Regions from separate parts of the Homo sapiens genome. Here region 2 is linked to region 1. Evidence: chromatin loops called from intact Hi-C (ENCODE). Cell type or tissue: pancreas. All regions are shown on one strand. Links, peaks and the distances in the headings refer to the core of each region. The heading gives the core; the rest is flanking DNA.

Evidence for each region. Hi-C counts contacts between places; a loop is a spot of excess contacts. Peaks named below come from ENCODE experiments on the same cell type or tissue, not always from the same donor. Only the 100,000 strongest peaks of a DNase experiment are listed, where the experiment ranks them.
Region 2: a loop joins it to region 1, with 4 times the contacts of the local background. A loop is called at or near these places in 9 of 110 quality-filtered maps.

The regions. Positions count from the first base shown.
Region 1 is chr17:76,275,697-76,284,019 of GRCh38, reverse strand. It overlaps QRICH2 (glutamine rich 2), which reads left to right. Exons shown (of 19, transcript NM_001388453.1): 8 at 1,905-2,156; 9 at 3,067-3,189; 10 at 3,292-3,366; 11 at 3,569-3,733; 12 at 3,866-3,987; 13 at 4,592-4,657; 14 at 4,878-4,979; 15 at 5,831-6,031; 16 at 6,710-6,857; 17 at 7,253-7,340; 18 at 8,073-8,201. Among named protein-coding and RNA genes, the nearest start is that of UBALD2, 15 kb to the right of the region's middle. RefSeq lists an enhancer at 6,068-6,912. In pancreas, for the core only: a CTCF peak has its summit at 4,349 (motif pointing right); DNase peaks (open chromatin) are centred at 2,019, 3,740, 4,379, 4,639 and 4 weaker places; H3K27ac peaks cover 703 bases.
Region 2 is chr17:76,221,193-76,229,515 of GRCh38, reverse strand. All of the region lies in intron 1 of RNF157 (ring finger protein 157), which reads left to right. It also overlaps the pseudogene ATF4P3. Among named protein-coding and RNA genes, the nearest start is that of RNF157, 15 kb to the left of the region's middle. In pancreas, for the core only: no CTCF peak of the experiment used is centred there; no DNase peak of the experiment used is centred there.

The sequences.
Region 1 (8,323 bases), core at 220-8,219:
ATTTTTTTGTATTTTTAGTAGATACAGGGTTTCACCACATTGGTCAGGCCGGTCTTGAACTCCTGACCTCAGGTCATTCACCTGCCTTGGCCTCCCAAAGTGCTAGGATTATAGGCATGAGCCACTGCACCCCGCTTTTTTTTTTGAGACAGAGTTTCGCTCTTGTTGCCCAGGCTGGAGTCCAATGGCATGATTTCAGCTCACTGCAACCTCCGTCTCCCAGGTTCAAGCAATTCTCCTGCCTCAGCCTCCCAAGTAGCTGAGACTACAGGCACCCACCAGCACACCTGGATAATTTTTGTATTTTTAGTAGAGATGGGGTTTCACCATGTTAGCCAGGCTGGTCTCAAACTCCTGACCTCAGGTGATCCACCCACCTTGGCCTCCCAAAGTGCTGGGATTACAGGCGTGAGCCACGTGCCTGGCCCGCTTTGTGCTTTGAGCCACATTCCAGGCTCCCAAGTTGCTGGAACTGTGGTGTGCCCCATGTCATGACCCCGGGCCAGGAGTCCTGCCTGAGGAGCAGCTGGGAGCGTTTAAGAGTCACCTGTCAGTCCAAGCTCATGTCTGGCTGTCCCAGGACCACACTCAGGAGACAATCCACTTCCTGTTGGGCTGGCCTAGCCTCCTTTTGCAGGCTTTTTTTGGAGGCCCCACTTCCACATGCCCCATCTTTAGCCACCTTGGCCTCCTGCCTTTCTCTGAACACACTCCTATTCTTTCCTGCTGTTCTTTACACAGATAGCTGCGGCTTAGTGTTAAGACTCCACTGAAATGCCCATTTTTCTAGGAGGCCTCTTCCTCTTTTCGAGAGAGAACTGGCCAGTCCTTCTGCATCCGGGGCCCTCGGAGGTACCTGCCTCCGGGCAGGCTCTTCTGGTTGTAAGTGGCAGCATCTCTGTGAGCCCAGGCAAGAGGATGCTGCCCTGGGGATGTGCAGCTGTAGGCCGTGGAGGAAAAGGGAACTTCCAGGCCATGGGGGCAGGCCAGGGTGGGCCACCCCACCTGTCCCTCTGCATCTGCTTTTGTGGGTACCTGTGTCCCTCTCCTTACCCATCCTCTCAGCCCCCACGTCACTCTCCCATTCCACTCTCAATCCACCTTGCTCTCCCTCGCGCTCTGCAGTGGCTGCCCCAGCCCTGCAGAGTCCTTTCTGTTCCATCACCCACTCCCCAGAGAGGAGCCCAGGTTGGCCCAGCCTCTCTTTTTGAGCCAAGCAACATGTCTCAGGTCTTTGGCCAGTTGAGGGACCGGCTGCCCTTGGATCAGCTGTCTACCTGGGAACTCTCATTTGGGGTGACGAATGGGGCCTGCGGGATGCAGAGGAGAACACCAGGGCAGCCTTCAAGGCACTTGCCCTGGAAGGGGTTTGCACCGCCCAGCCTTGGAGAGGCCCCTGGAGCAGTGTCAGCACCTGCCAAGTTCCTGTATCGTGAGTTATTTACATGCTAGGTGGATGGAGCATGTCCGTTCCCCATGGCATGTGAGCAGGAGCGTGTGCAAGCCCACCCCTCACAGCCCCAGAGCCTGGGGCGGGGCCTGTGTGTCATTACGGTCCTCTGTGTGTTTATGGCCCGGCTAACTGGCAGCAGCACTTTACGATTTAGCTAAAGAAGAGATGTTCTCATGCTGAGCTGGTGGGCTGGCTGGAGAAAGCTCCAGAGGCCTTCTTCTGGCAAGGGCTTGGTTCAGTGTTGACACTGTGTTCTCGGAGAACTCTCTCTACTCACCGTTTACTGGATAGATGCCCATGATGGCACATGCTCTGGGAGGCACTGAGGATGCAGCAACTGCCCAGGGCACGACAGGGGAGAGGCACACAGGCTAGGGGCAGTGCCAGCATGGGCAGAGCGTGGCCGTGACTGGCCTCACTGCCCTGCTGCTGCCGTCTCTCCTGCACGCAGTTGGACAAGCTCAGGATGATCATTGAGAGCATGCTGACCTCCTCCTCCACGCTCCTGTCCATGAGCATGGCCCCGCACAAGGCCCACACCTTGGCTCCTGGCCAGATCGACCCTGAGGCCACCTGTCCAGCCTGCAGCCTGGATGTGAGCCATCAGGTCAGCACGCTGGTGCGGCGCTATGAGCAACTCCAAGACATGGTCAACAGCCTGGCCGTCTCCCGACCCTCCAAGAAGGCCAAGCTCCAGAGACAGGTGGGGCTCTGCTCGCCTCCCTCCTGCTGCAACTGGACATGGCCCCACAGAGGAGGGCCACCCTGCTGCAGACCCACAGAAGTGGGGCGGGTGTTTGGGCCTCAAGGTCAGCTCTCCGTGGCGGAGCCCTTTAGCCAGATCCCACAAGAGTCCCTGGTCTTTCTGCAGGTCCACAGCGAGGGTAGCAGCAGAACTAGCTTTGGGGACAGGAGACCATGGGGAAGAGCTGGCTTGATGGGGTGGGACAGCACAGGCCGGCTGAGGACAGATCAGTGCCCTTCGCGTGCCCTGGAGACACAGGCCCAACTGTAGGAGATGTTGACTCCCTGGCACGCGAGTCTTCCAACCCCTTCTCAATTTCCCTAGAAAGGGCAGGCTTGCTGGTGGGGGCGGGCACAGCCACAAATCCTGGGTCCTGCCTCTTGGGCTGAGGAACTCAGATTTGGGCCAGGAGAGGAGGGGAGAATAAAGCCCACAGCCCAGCTCTCAAGTGCCCCGGGACAGCACATCACTCCTGAGCCTCCATCACCTCTAATGACCCCTGACCGGCAGGCCAGGGTCACAAGGCTAGTCCATGGGGATGTAGGTGACTGACGCTTGTGTCCTGTGGGGGTGGACACCCAGAAAGGGCAGACAGAGGGCCTCCCGCACTGTTAGTGGAAAATTGTTTTCCATTGTTTTTGAGACAGGGTCTCCCTATGTTGCCCAGGCTGTTCTTGAACTCCTGGGCTCAAGTGATCCTCTCGCCTCACCTCAGCTTCCCAAAGTGCCAGGACTACAGGCATGAGCCACCGCTCCCAGCCTTGCAGATGTTTTAAGGGCCAACTTACCTGGGGCAGCAATATTATGGCAGCAGGGGGTGGGATCGCGCCAGCAGCCTCCGAGAGCCTTCCCATCCCTCCTGCCGCAGGACGAGGAGCTGCTGGGCCGTGTGCAGAGTGCCATCCTGCAGGTGCAGGGTGACTGCGAGAAGCTCAACATCACCACCAGCAACCTCATCGAGGACCATCGGCAGAAACAGAAGGACATTGCTGTGAGCGGCCGCAGGGTGGCTGGGATGGGGCCGGGGCTCAATGTGGTGCCCTAGCCCCGCAGCTGCTGGCTCTTTTTTTCTCTGTTCACTTGGCCTCCCCAGATGCTGTACCAGGGTCTGGAGAAGCTCGAAAAGGAAAAGGCCAACAGGGAGCACCTGGAGATGGAGATCGATGTGGTGGGTGCCAGGCCCCAGGAGCCACGCTGTGTCCCAGGGCGGTCTCGCTGACTGTTCTTTGAGAGACTGAGTGGAGGGGAGCTGGCGAGACGAGTGTGGGCTCTCAGAAACCTGCCTGGTGATAGGGGTCGACACCCCCAGGGAATGGGGCCCCTCCATGGCCATCTCCCAGATGCGGGGACCTCTGTCTGTCTCTGGGCAGAAAGCCGACAAGAGTGCTCTGGCCACCAAAGTGAGCCGTGTCCAGTTTGATGCCACCACGGAGCAGCTGAACCACATGATGCAGGAGCTGGTGGCCAAGATGAGCGGGCAGGAGCAGGACTGGCAGAAGATGCTGGACAGGCTGCTCACAGAGATGGACAACAAGGTGAGGCAGGGGCATGGCGGGGCTCTCCATCCCACAGCCTTGCCCCCAGGATCGGGACAGCACCACCTTCTCCTGGGTCAGCCCCCTACCTGCTTCCTTAGAGGTCCCCTGGCCCCTCTTTCCCCGCCACAGCTGGACCGCCTGGAGCTGGACCCAGTGAAGCAGTTGCTGGAGGATCGGTGGAAATCGCTGCGACAGCAGCTCAGGGAGCGCCCCCCACTCTACCAGGCAGACGAGGCGGCTGCCATGCGGAGGTGAGGCCTGGGAGGCAGGGGAGGAGGCTGGCACGCTCTTCAGGGGGTGAGGGCAGAGGGGGCTGGGGGTCTCCAGACAAACAGCTCCTGCCAGCACACAGCGGATCCTGCCCAGGACTGTCCCATGGTTGGAGGGACAGAATTTTAGAGCTTGAAACGCTCTTCTAGCTCAGGCCCCTTCGTATTACAGCAGAGAAAGGGAGGAGGGGAGGCTTAAGGCTCTCAGGGTTTGGCTGAGCTAAGCTGGGCCTTTGGGACAGGGAGAGGTCCTCAGTACCCAGAGCTGAGACAGCTCCTGGGGGCCTGGCCCATAGGACCTGGCCCGTGGTAGGCTTGAATTCCAGGATTCCCATTCGTGGCCGCCAGGGGGCGCCCGAGACTTGCACAGGGCACCCTCAGGGGCCCATGGGAAGCCTGCTGGCTTTGGGTTAGGACAGGGAGGTCTGGGATGTGAGCCCAGAGGTGGGAGCAGATGGATTCCTGGGGAGCAGGGACATGATCTGCACCCTGGTGGGCTGAGCTTCCAGGGGCCTGCAGAGCCCCAAGCCCTTCTGGGTCTTCCGGGCAGAGCACTCACCCTGCGTGTGCGTCCCATTCCTAACAGGCAGCTCCTGGCACATTTCCACTGCCTCTCATGTGACCGGCCCTTGGAGACACCTGTGACTGGACAGTGAGTGCCCACACCGCCGGCACGTGGCCTCGCATGGCAGGGCTGCGTCTCCTCCCTTCACCTGTGTCCACCTGTCCTCTCCCTTTCTTTCATGTGTCTGCTTCCAGCCCTCGCTCCCTTCCAGGCCGGGGGCGGGTGGGAAGGTTCTTTAGGCAGGTGGATTTGGGGGACCGGACTTGTCCCACTCTGACCCGCCCCTTCTCCCTCTGTCCCTGCCCAGTGCCATCCCCGTGACCCCCGCGGGTCCAGGCCTACCTGGGCACCATTCCATCCGCCCCTACACGGTGTTTGAACTGGAGCAGGTCCGGCAGCATAGCCGCAAGTATGCTATGGGACAGCATATGGGACATATGGGTCCGGGGCCAGGGCTCTGGATGGGGAAGGCAGGGGACAGGGATGACTCCGGAGGGCCCAGCGGAACGTGACAGAAGGCAGTGCTGTGGGACAGTGTGGAGAGCCTCCTCCTTGGAATGGGACAGTGGGGGCCGCAGGCCGATTTCTGAACTAGCTCCCTGGCAGTTCCCAAGGCATGAGCGTAGGAGGCAGACCTAGTCACACCTGCTTTTGGGAGTTACGGTGGGACTTCGTCAAGGGCGCCAGCTGCCTCTGAGAGCTCCTCTACTTCTCAACCTCTTCCTCAGCCTTCGGCTGTCTCAGCAACCCCGGGATTAGAGCGGTGGGGGGAGGGTCCGGTATAGCTCAGCCAGAGGGTGGGCTCAGCCAACGAAGGAGGCTGGCGGTGGGCATCTCATGCTCCCTCCGGCTCCTGCCCACCTCTCTGCTGCTCCCCTTCTCCTAAGGATGGGAGTCCATAGTTCAGAGGACTTCAGGCTGCTCTTGGAGCCCTGTGGGTTCCAGGTATGCTAGGCCAGGTGCGCCGAGATGGGAAGGCCCGGGGCTGCCCTCAGCTCCTCCACCCACAGCTGCAGACAGGCAGCAGGGCTTTCTTCCATTTGGCTGGCCTGCACTTCCCCATCTGAGGAAAGCCTTCCCGGCAAGTCTGGCCCTCAGATGCTGTGGAAAGGACTACTGCTGAGGGGTCAAGCTGCCCAGCGACCCCCAGCCTAGCTGGGTCCTGCACAAAAGGGACCCGGAACTGAAGGATTCGGCTTACACAAGGTCAAGGCCCCCGCCATGGGCCAACCCTCCCTCTGTTCTGCTCACACCCTGCAGCCTCAAGCTGGGCAGCGCCTTCCCTCGGGGTGACCTGGCGCAGATGGAGCAGAGCGTGGGGCGCCTGCGCTCCATGCACTCCAAGATGCTGATGAACATTGAGAAGGTGCAGATCCACTTCGGGGGCTCCACCAAGGCCAGCAGCCAGATAATCCGCGAGCTGCTGCACGCCCAGTGCCTGGGCTCCCCCTGCTACAAACGGTACAGGAGAGGCGGGCGAGGCCATGGGAGCAGGCACCCAGTGACCAGGCTTGGCTTCTGCTCGTGCACGGCTGTGCAAATGCCTTGCCCCACTGCTGGGGGAGAAAAGGGAGTGTGTGTGTGTGAGAGAAAGTGTGGGCGAGGGGTGTTAGTGTGTGTGATGTGTGTAAGCCATGTGTCTATGGGTGTGTCAATGTATGAGTGTGTGTAAGGGTGTGTGTGTATGAGTGCGTGTGTGTATGAGTGTGGGAGTGAGTGCGTGAGTGTGGGTGTTTGAGTATGTGTGTGCATGTATGAGTACGTGTGTATGAGTACGTGTGTGTGTGTGCATGTGTATGAGTATGTATGTATATGTTCGTGTGTATGTGCATCTTCGTGTGTATGTGCATAAGTATGTGTGTGTGCATGTATGTGTGTGTGTGACTGTGTGTATGAGTACATGTGTGAGTGTGTGGGTGTGTGTGTGCACGCCTGCCCATGTGCACAGTCACTGGGGTGGCCCGGCCTCACGGCTGCTCTACCCCCGCCCGCCTGTTCTGGGCCCCTGCTGCTCAGCCTCCCGGCAGCCCCCGAAGAGAAGCTGTGCCCCTTCCCTCTGGTCAGCCCCATGGGTGGGTGAGTCCCAGGTGACATCCCTGGTGGTCTGCTCCCAATGACTCCATCCTGTCTTCATCACAGGGTGACAGATATGGCTGATTACACCTACTCAACTGTGCCCCGGCGCTGCGGGGGCAGCCACACCCTCACCTACCCCTACCACCGCAGCCGCCCGCAGCACCTTCCCCGGGGCCTGTATCCTACTGAAGAGATCCAGATTGCCATGAAGGTCAGGGCCCTGCCTGGAGCCACCAGGGAGGGAGGCCCTGACATGGCTCCAGATTCCTGAGTCATTCTCTAAAGCCACCAGAAAATCAGCCAGCCCTCTGCCTTGAGGCAATTCCTTAATCAGACCCAGTCAAAGCCTCAGGTTCTTACCCTTTTCTGGGAAGAAAGATTCACCCCGGCCACCTGCCTGCCCAGCAGCATTCCGGCCTCCCAGGCCTCCCACCGTGGCCCAGATACTGTTTCACCTCCCTCCACCTTCTCGCTCCACCCTAGTGCCTCCCAGAGCCCCCCAGGAGGGTTCTGAGACCACAGTGCTCTGTGCCTCAGTCCCGTGTGAAGGGGCCAGGGGAGGGCTGTGGCTGCTACAGTGGCGACGGTATCTGTTCACTTCTACAGCATGATGAGGTGGACATCTTGGGCCTGGATGGCCACATTTACAAGGGACGGATGGACACAAGGCTGCCAGGCATCCTCCGAAAAGACAGTGAGTGGAGTCCAGAGGCCCCCAGGCACCTCACGTGGGTCCCACAGGGCGTGCATCCATTGTGGGGCCTGGCACTTTTATGGGCCACTAGACCCTGGGTGTCTTCCTTCTCCATTCCCCTCACTCCAAATGTGCAGGTCTCTCGAAAAGCCACCAAGTAAATGTTCACAGGTGGAGGACAGCTGTCCAGCCTCAGCCATCAGCTGGGATGGGGTGGCCCCGTGTTTTCTTGCCAGCCTCCATCCCGGCTGCACTGCTGGGCTCTCCTGTCTTGGCCTCTGTCCATGGCATCATCAGGGCCTCCTCCTCCTTCAAAACTCAGCACAGTGCCCTCTGCTGAGCCCCACCGCTTCAGCCCCCGAATGCCCGCCTCCCGTGGCAATGCCCGAAGCCTGCGCTTTGTCACTTCCCATCATGCATTTAGCTGTGTATGCGCCTTTCTAGATGCCTCCCTTCCTGCCCTGGAAACCCCAGGTCAGAACTCACCCCACACCTGGCACAGGGCTGACGTGTGCAGGTCCTCAGGGACTCTGTGTGAGTGGGTGGGTGGCCACGAGAATGAATGAAGACCGCTTCTCTGGGGCATAGCCACAAATTCAGAATGACGAGGACCCCACTCAGCTGAGGCCGGCCATGACCAGCAGCCCTGCGGCCCTCTCCCCACCCCCAGGGGTTCCCACAGAGCTCTCACCGCTGCCTCAGCACTGACCCTTCCCTCCTGTCCCCCATCAGGCTCAGGGACCTCAAAGCGCAAGTCCCAGCAGCCCAGGCCCCACGTGCACAGGCCGCCATCCCTCAGCAGCAATGGCCAGCTGCCCTCTCGGCCACAGAGCGCCCAGATTTCGGCTGGCAACACCTCAGGTAGCTTCCCTCTGGGTGGGGCGTCCTGCCAGGCCTCCCCGCTGGCCCTGCCGGCCCCCTTTCCTGCTCATGTAGGGCCTTTATCTCCCCGGAGAGGGGAGGGCCTGGGAGCCGAAGGGGGG
Region 2 (8,323 bases), core at 151-8,150, 54 kb after region 1:
AGTATGGGAAGGGAGAAGCCAAAATTTATCAGTTGCCCACTGGGCTTAGCCAGCTTCTATACACATGTGATCTTACTTGATCTCAACAATAATCTGTTGAAAGAAGTATTATTGTCTCTATTTTACAAATAAACCAAAGCTCAAAAAGTTTAAATAATTTGTCCTGGGTCACAAAGCTGATAGGCAGCAGCATCAGGATAAAATCCAGCTCTCTTGTAAGTCAAAACCTTTGCTTCGATTCTGTGAAGAAGAGAGAAAGTGTGAAGGAAGAGGAGAGGGCTGAACCCTTAAGATATGTCCATCTGTATGGTGAAAAGTGAAACAAGTGAGAGGCAGAAGAGACACAAACTATCCAGGGTTTTGAGGAAAGAGAGCCTCAGAAATGAGTGTTGAATTCTGCAGAGGTAAATGAAGTGTGAGACAAGACTTGGTTTGGTTGGTGTTCCAGAGAACAGTTTTAGTAGAGGGGTGGAAACTATTGTAAATATTTGAGGAATTACTGGATGTGTGGTGTGAAAGGACAGGATGAATCGATGGATGGGTGAGTGGGTGGGTGAGTGAATTTTTTTTTTTGTATTATTATTATTATTTTGAAATGGAGTCTCACTCTGTCGCCCAGGCTGGAGTCCAATGGCGCAGTCTCAGCTCACTGCAACCTCTGCCTCCCAGGTTCAGGTGATTCTCCGCCTGCCTCAGCCTCCCGAGTAGCTGGGATTACAGGCGCCCACCACCACGCCCGGCTAAGTTTGTATTTTAGTAGAGAGGGGGTTTCACCATGTTGGCCAGGCTGGTCTCGAACTCCTGACCTCAGGTGATTCATCTGCCTCAGCCTCCCAAAGTGCTGGGATTACAGGTGTGAGCCACTGTGCCCAGCCCAAGTGACTGGTTAGTAAGACATGGCAGATGGAACTTTTTTGGTATTTGTTATTTGAGTTGGGGAGACCAGTATATGCTTGTAGGATGAGGTAAGTAAGAAGCCAGTGGAGAGAGAGGAACGCAAGTGTTAAACAAGAAGGATGGTTACAGATGTGGTCTCAGGTGAGGTAGAGGCAGTTGGGAATGAGAACTCAGGTGAAGAAGTTAACCTTGGAAAGGAGGAATGCCTCCTTGAGACTGGAAGAAAGTATGGGTAGAAATATGGGGAAGTTGTTAGGTGTTGAAACTATTGTAATGCATAAGGGTTCTGAGAGCACCACAAGGAAGAAGGGTACAGGGTTGGGGTTGGGACTTGAGAATGTGGGAAGGGTTTTAGACGCATTGATGTGTGCCTTTCTCTAAATGCTGTGAAGCTACCGTTGTTCAGTCTGTGTTGTACTGGTCCAGAATAGAAGAGTCCAGATCTAAGTATATTTAGCATAAGAATAGAATTTAAATTAGTGGGGGGAAATGGAATATTCCATAAATGGTTTTTTTTATTTCTTTTTAGAAAAAAACCCCACAAAGTCTACATCTATGAATTCCATTTGTAAAAAACAGGAAGCAACATAAACTGTAAAGAGAATGTTTATCAGTAGGGAAACAGTTAATTAAATCTGGACATTCAATGGGAATACATTATAATGGTTAAGAGCACAGGTTCTGGAATAAATATAGCTAGATTTGGGGACCTGACACTACCTCTTTTTTTAAATTTTTTTTGAGATGGAGTTTCGCTCTTGTTGCCCAGGCTGGAGTGCAATGGGGCGATCTTGGCTCACCGCAACCTCTGCCTCCCGGGTTCAAGCGATTCTCCTGCCTGAGCCTCCTGAGTAGCTGGGACTACAGGCCTGCATCACCACGCCCGGCTAATTTTGTATTTTTGGTAGAGACAGGGTTTCTCCATGTTGGTCAGGCTGGTCTCCAACTCTCGACCTCAGGTGATCCGCCCACCTCGGCCTCCCAAACTGCTGGGATTACAGGCGTGAGCCACCATGCCGGGCCACTACCTCTTACTATCTGTGTGACCTTGGACAGATTATTTAACCTCTGTGCATTAGTTTCCTCTTCTATAAAATGAAAAGAAAATAGCAACATCTTCAAAGGGTTGTGAAGAATAACCCGTGTAGTACTTGCTAGTACAGTGCTGTTATAGAGTCAGTCCTCTGAAGAGATTATAGGCCAGGCGCAGTGACTCACGCCTGTAATCCCAGCAGTTTGGGAAGCTGAGGTGGGCGGATCACCTGAGGTCAGGAGTTCAAGACCAGCCTGGCCAACATGGTAAAACCCTGTCTCTACTAAAAATACAAAAATTAGCTGAGTGTGGTGGCAGGTGCCTGTAGTCCCAGATACTTGGGAGGCTGAGGCAGGAGAATCTCTTGAACCCAGGAAGCAGAGGTTGCAGTGAGCCAAGATCGTGTCATTCATTGCACTCCAGCCTAGGCGACAAGAGTGAGACTCCCGTCTCAAAAAAAAAAAAAAACAAAAAAAGAGGTTATTAATATTATTTGGCATTTCTACTTTGCCTGCCCACAGATGTAGTTTTTTCCGCACGTGCACGCCTTCCCTCCTCCCCGCCCTCAGGGTCCACGGCCACCATGGCATATTAGGGGCAGCAGTGCCTGCGGCAGCATTGGCCTTTGCAGCGGCGGCAGCAGCACCAGGCTCTGCAGCGGCACCCCCCAGCGGCTTAAGCCATGGCGCTTCCCACGGCATTCAGCAGCAGCATTGCTGTAACCGACAAAGACACCTTCGAATTAAGCACATTACTCGATTCCAGCAAAGCACCGCAACATGACCGAAATGAGCTTCCTGAGCAACGAGGTGTTGGTGGGGGACTTGATGTCCCCCTTCGACCAGTCGGGTTTGGGGGCTGAAGAAAGCATAGGTCTCTTAGATGACTACGTGGAGGTGGCCAAGCACTTCAAACCTCATGGGTTCTCCAGCGACAAGGCTAAGGCGGGCTCCTCCGAATGGCTGACTGTGGATGGGTTGGTCAGTCCCTCCAACAACAGCAAGGAGGATGCCTTCTCTGGGACACATTGGATGTTGGAGAAAATGGATTTGAAGGAGTTCGACTTTGGTGCCCTGTTGGGTATAGATGACCTGGAAACCATGCCAGATGACCTTTTGACCACGTTGGATGACACTTGTAATCTCTTTGCCCCCCTAGTCCAGGAGACTAATAAGGTGCCCCCCCAGATGGTGAACCCAATTGGCCATCTCCCAGAAAGTTTAACAAAACCCGACCAGGTTGCCCCCTTCACCTTCTTGCAACTTCTTCCCCTTTCCCCAGGGGTCCAGTCCTCCACTCCAGATCATTCCTTTAGTTTAGAGCTGGGCAGTGAAGTGGATATCACTGAAGAAGATAGGAAGCCGGACTCCACTGCTTACGTTGCCATGATCCCTCAGTGCATAAAGGAGGAAGACACCCCTTCAGATAATGATAGTGGCATCTGTATGAGCCCAGAGTCCTATCTGGGGTCTCCTCAGCATAGCCCCTCTACCAGGGGCTCTCCAAATAGGAGCCTCCCATCTCCAGGTGTTCTCTGTGGGTCTGCCCACCCCAAACCTTACGATCCTCCTGGAGAGAAGATGGTAGCAGCAAAAGTAAAGGGTGAGAAACTGGATAAGAAGCTGAAAAAAATGGAGCAAAACAAGACAGCAGCCACTAGGTACCGCCAGAAGAAGAGGGCGGAGCAGGAGGCTCTCACTGGCGAGTGCAAAGAGCTGGAAAAGAAGAACGAGGCTCTAAAAGAGAGGGCAGATTCCCTGGCCAAGGAGATCCAGTACCTGAAAGATTTGATAGAAGAGGTCCGCAAGGCAAGGGGGAAGAAAAGGGTCCCCTAGTTGAGGGTAGGTCAGGAGTGTCAACGTGCTTGTACATAGAGTGTCTGCTGTAGCTGTGTGTTCCAATAAATTATTTTGTAGGGAAAAAAATACATATTATTTGGCCACTAAAAACAATGAGGTCATGCCATAAATACAGACATAGATGCCTACAGTATATTAGGTGAAAGCAACTTGCAGATCAATATGTGCATTCAATTATGCAGACAATATGTGCATTCAAATAGTCCATTCAATTAAAAAAAATAATAGAACAGGAAGACCTGGACATATTTGTATATGTATAAAAAAATCTGGAAGGCCACACCCAATTGTGAATAGTGGAGTTACTTCTTATGGAGTAGGGTTAAATTTTAAATTATTAACTTATATATACTAATTTTTTTGGCAAAGGACATGTATTGTGTATTTCTATTTCTTTTTCTTTTTGTGGAGATGGAGTCTTGCTATGTTGCCCAGGCTGGTTTGAACTCCTGGGCTCAAGTGATCCTCCCACCTCAGCCTCCCAAAGTGCTGGGATTACAGTTGTGAGCCATTGCACCTAACATGTAATATTTTTGTTTTTATTTTTATATTTTTGAGATGGAGGCTCACTCTGTTGCCTAGGCTGGAGTGCAGTAGTGCAATCTTGGCTCACTGCAGCCTCTGCCTCCCAGGTTCAAGCGATTCTTCTGCCTCAGCCTCCCAAGTAGCTGGGATTACAGATGCCCGCCACCATACCCGGCTAATTTTTGTGTTTTTGGTAGAGACAGGGTTTCACCATGTTGGCCAGGTTGGTCTCGAACTCCTGACCTCAAGTGATCTGCCCACCTTGGCCTCCCAAAGTGCTGGGATTACAGGCATGAGCCACTGCTCCCAGCCCTAATTTTTTAAATAATTAAAAATATGCTCTAGGGCAAGTTTGTACAACCCACGCCCCATGGGCTGGGCTACATGTGGCCCAGGATGGCTTTGAATGCAGCGCAACACAAATTAGTAAACTTTCTTAAAACATTATGAGTTTTTTTGCAGTTTCTTTCTTTTTTTTTTTTAAAGCTTATCAGCTATCAGTAGTGTTAGTGTATTTCAAGTGTGGCGTAAGACCATTCTTCTTTTTCCAGTGTGGCCAAGGGAAGTCAAAAGATTAGGCACCCTTGCTCTAGGGGGAAAACTTAAAAATGAAGAACAAAAGCAGCACTGTAGCATTATAGAATTGAGCTGAATATTTAGAGGTGTTTGCAGTTTTCTAGTTTTCTTCTTATTTTTGTGATCTAAAGCTTATTGTTATTGAAATGTCATGTAGATGAAGATTTTTTCAAATATATGAAAATTTACTAGGATTCCCATAGCCTATAGATTCCCATAGAATTGTAGAAGAATAGAAAATGGGTTTAATTGTCCTTTATTATATGTTGTTATAATTCATAGTGGTTTGCTAACAAATGTCACAATATCTTATTGAGGCAGACATAATTTAGGGAACCCATTGCTCAATATTTAATTTCACTGTGGTATTAGGAATATGTCCCAAAAACTTAAATTCAAAATGATTAGGCAAATTATTTAATACAATGAATTTTAAATGAGATTTTTCTTTTTTGTTCACATTATAAGGAACAAATAGTTGATTTTCCTTTGTTGAAGTCAATTTATTGATTTTGGGCTTTCGCTTCAAAAATTGCCATTGATAGGGTAGGGCTCCCTCAGTGTAATGCAAGTTCCCTTTGCATTGCCCTGAGTTCTTGTAGAGCCAGAAAGTGCTGATAGTGACTAAGATAAAGTCAGATGTTAAGGAGTAGTGTCTGGAGCTGCTCTGGCCAGTGTGGGCCTTGCCCTGTGTTATTATACTTACTTCTTTCTGATGGTGCTCTGCAAAGTTGTATATGAATTGTGTATGTGTTGAAAACACTGCATGTTCTAACATTTTTTACTGAGGTTCAGAGTTATTTTGCTTTTGTTTCCAAAAATATAAAGTTGGGCAGTGCAGTCTGTTTGGTTTTTTGTTTCATTATATTCCATATTTTATTCTGAACAGGGAGGCTGTACGTTGAACTTAGTGGTTCTTCCACTAGATATGTAAAACACAATATTTAACGTTTATGTGGAAAACAAAATGTTTTTGAGACTAAGGGGTTTGATTTACAATTCCTGTTTGTCAGAAAGAAAAAAATTTGGGTTTTATATGGTTAAGCATTTTATCATCAATTCATTATCCCTCTTTCTTTTTTCCTATTACAGTACAGGAAAAGGAAGAGTCAGGTATTGTTTATGTGTAAAGAACCTTGGCCGAGCATGGTGGCCCATGCCTGTAATCCCAGCACTTTGGGAGGCCGAGGCGGATGGATCACCTGAGGTCAGGAGTTCGAGACCAGTCTGGCCAACATGGTGAAACCCCGTCTCTACTAAAAATACAAAAATTAGCCAGGTTTGGTGGCACATGCCTGTAATCCCAGCTACTTGCAAGGCTGAGGCAGAAGAATCACTTGAACCTGGGAGGCGGATGTTGCAGCGAGCAGAGATTGGACTACTGCACTCCAGCCTGGGTGACAGAGTGAGACTACGTCTCAAAAAAAAAAAAAAAAGGCCGGGTGCGGTGGCTCACCCCTGTAATCCCAGCACTTTGGGAGGCCCAGGTGGGCGGATCACGAGGTCAGGAGATCAAAACCATCCTGGCTAACACGGTGAAACCCCGTCTCTACTAAAAATACAAAAAATTAGCCAGGCATGGTGGCGGGCGCCTGTAGTCCCAGCTACTCGGAAGGCTGAGGCAGGAGAACGGCGTGAACCCAGGAGGCGGAGCTTGCAGTGAGCCAGGATCGGGCCTCTGCACTCCAACCTGGGCAACAGAGCGAGACTCTGTCTCAAAAAAAAAAAAAGAACCTTAAACATTTGGCTCGTCTTCCACATATATATGAAATAATAGACATTACATTTACACACACACACAGTTGTTTGATTTCATTTCTCTCACACACATGCTATTCTTTGCCACTGTCAGATGGAGAGACAGGTGCAGGGTTGAGATGTGGAGTTAGCCAGACCTTCGGTTCAAACCTTGCATCTCTCGGTCTCTGCTGTTTCTTAACTGTGGGACGTTGTGTGAGTCACTGAACTCTTCTAATCCTTAGTTTCCTCAACTGAAAAATGGACGTAAGAGAATATCTTACAGATGAAAATCAGGGATAATTTTGGTAAAGTTCTGTATCTTGCTTACGATACATGCTTGGAAGTTAAAATAAAAATTCAAATGACAGCATTATAACCTGACTGTGCCAAATTCTTCCTCCCCATGTGATTTTTTAAAATTGAGGCGAAGTTCACGTAACATAAAATTATCTTAAAGTGAACGACTCAGTGGCATTTTGAACATTCACAGTGTTGCACAATCCACTACCTCTATTCTAGAACTTTTTTTTTTTTTTTTTGAGACGGGGTCTTGCTCTGTCACCCAGGCTGGAGTGCAGTGACACGATCCTCAGCTCACTGCAACTTCTGCCTCCCAGGTTCAAGCTGTTCTTGTGCCTCAGCCTCCCAAGTAGCTGGGATCACAGGCGTGTGCCACTACACCCAGCTCATTTTTGTATTTTTAGTAGAGACGGGGTTGCTTCATGTTGGCCAGGCTGGTCTCGAACTCCTGACCTTAAGTGATCCACCTGCCTCAGCCTCCCAAAAGGTGTGCGCCACTGCGCCCGGCCTCTAGAACATTTTTATCACCTCAAAATAAAACCAATTAAGCAGTTTGTCCCCACTCTCCCCTGCCCCCATCCCCTGGCAATCACCAGTCTACTCTCTCTGTGGATTTACCTATCTGGATATTTCATATACATGGAATCATACTACAGTATGTGACCTTTTGTGTTTGGCTTCTTTGTCTCAGCATACTGTTTTGGAGGTTCATTCATGTTGTAGCATGTATCAGAACTTCACTTCTTTTTATGGCTGAATAATATTCCGTTGTAAGGACATATGTCGGACACATTATACCTCACATTTTGTTTACCCATTTGTTGTTTGACATTTGTTTCCACCTTTTGATTATTATAAATAGTACTTCTGTGAACCCATATGATTTAAACATCTATTATTTCCTTGTATTTTATTTCTTATAGTTATTTTAGAAGAACCAATGAAGGAGCATGAACAATAGCTGGTACCAAGAAAGTCCTGGTTTTTGTTGATTGTATACAGTAAAATATTTGGAAATTAAAGGGTTTAATAAAATAAAGTCTGTACTTTGGATTTTCTGTTGCCATACTTTCCCCCCTTACAATATATTCTTTGAGGAAACCTGGTCATTTTTCTTGTTAAGGTTTTCTGCAGCCTGAGTTTTGCCAGTTGCCTCCTTGAACTCTCATTAATCATGTTCTGTTTTATTCCCTATAAGCTGGTGGTTAACTGGTTTCAGCAGCTTGATCAAGTTCATTTTTTTTAAAGCTTTAAAATTTGAAGCTACTTACTTTGGTAAGACTACTTTGTTGTATTTGCTGTCACTAGCGTGTATCTGGTTGTCTTTTTTGTGGGGGAGAGGTTTGGTAATGGATGATTTATTAATTTATTAAGACTTACATTCTAATCCTAT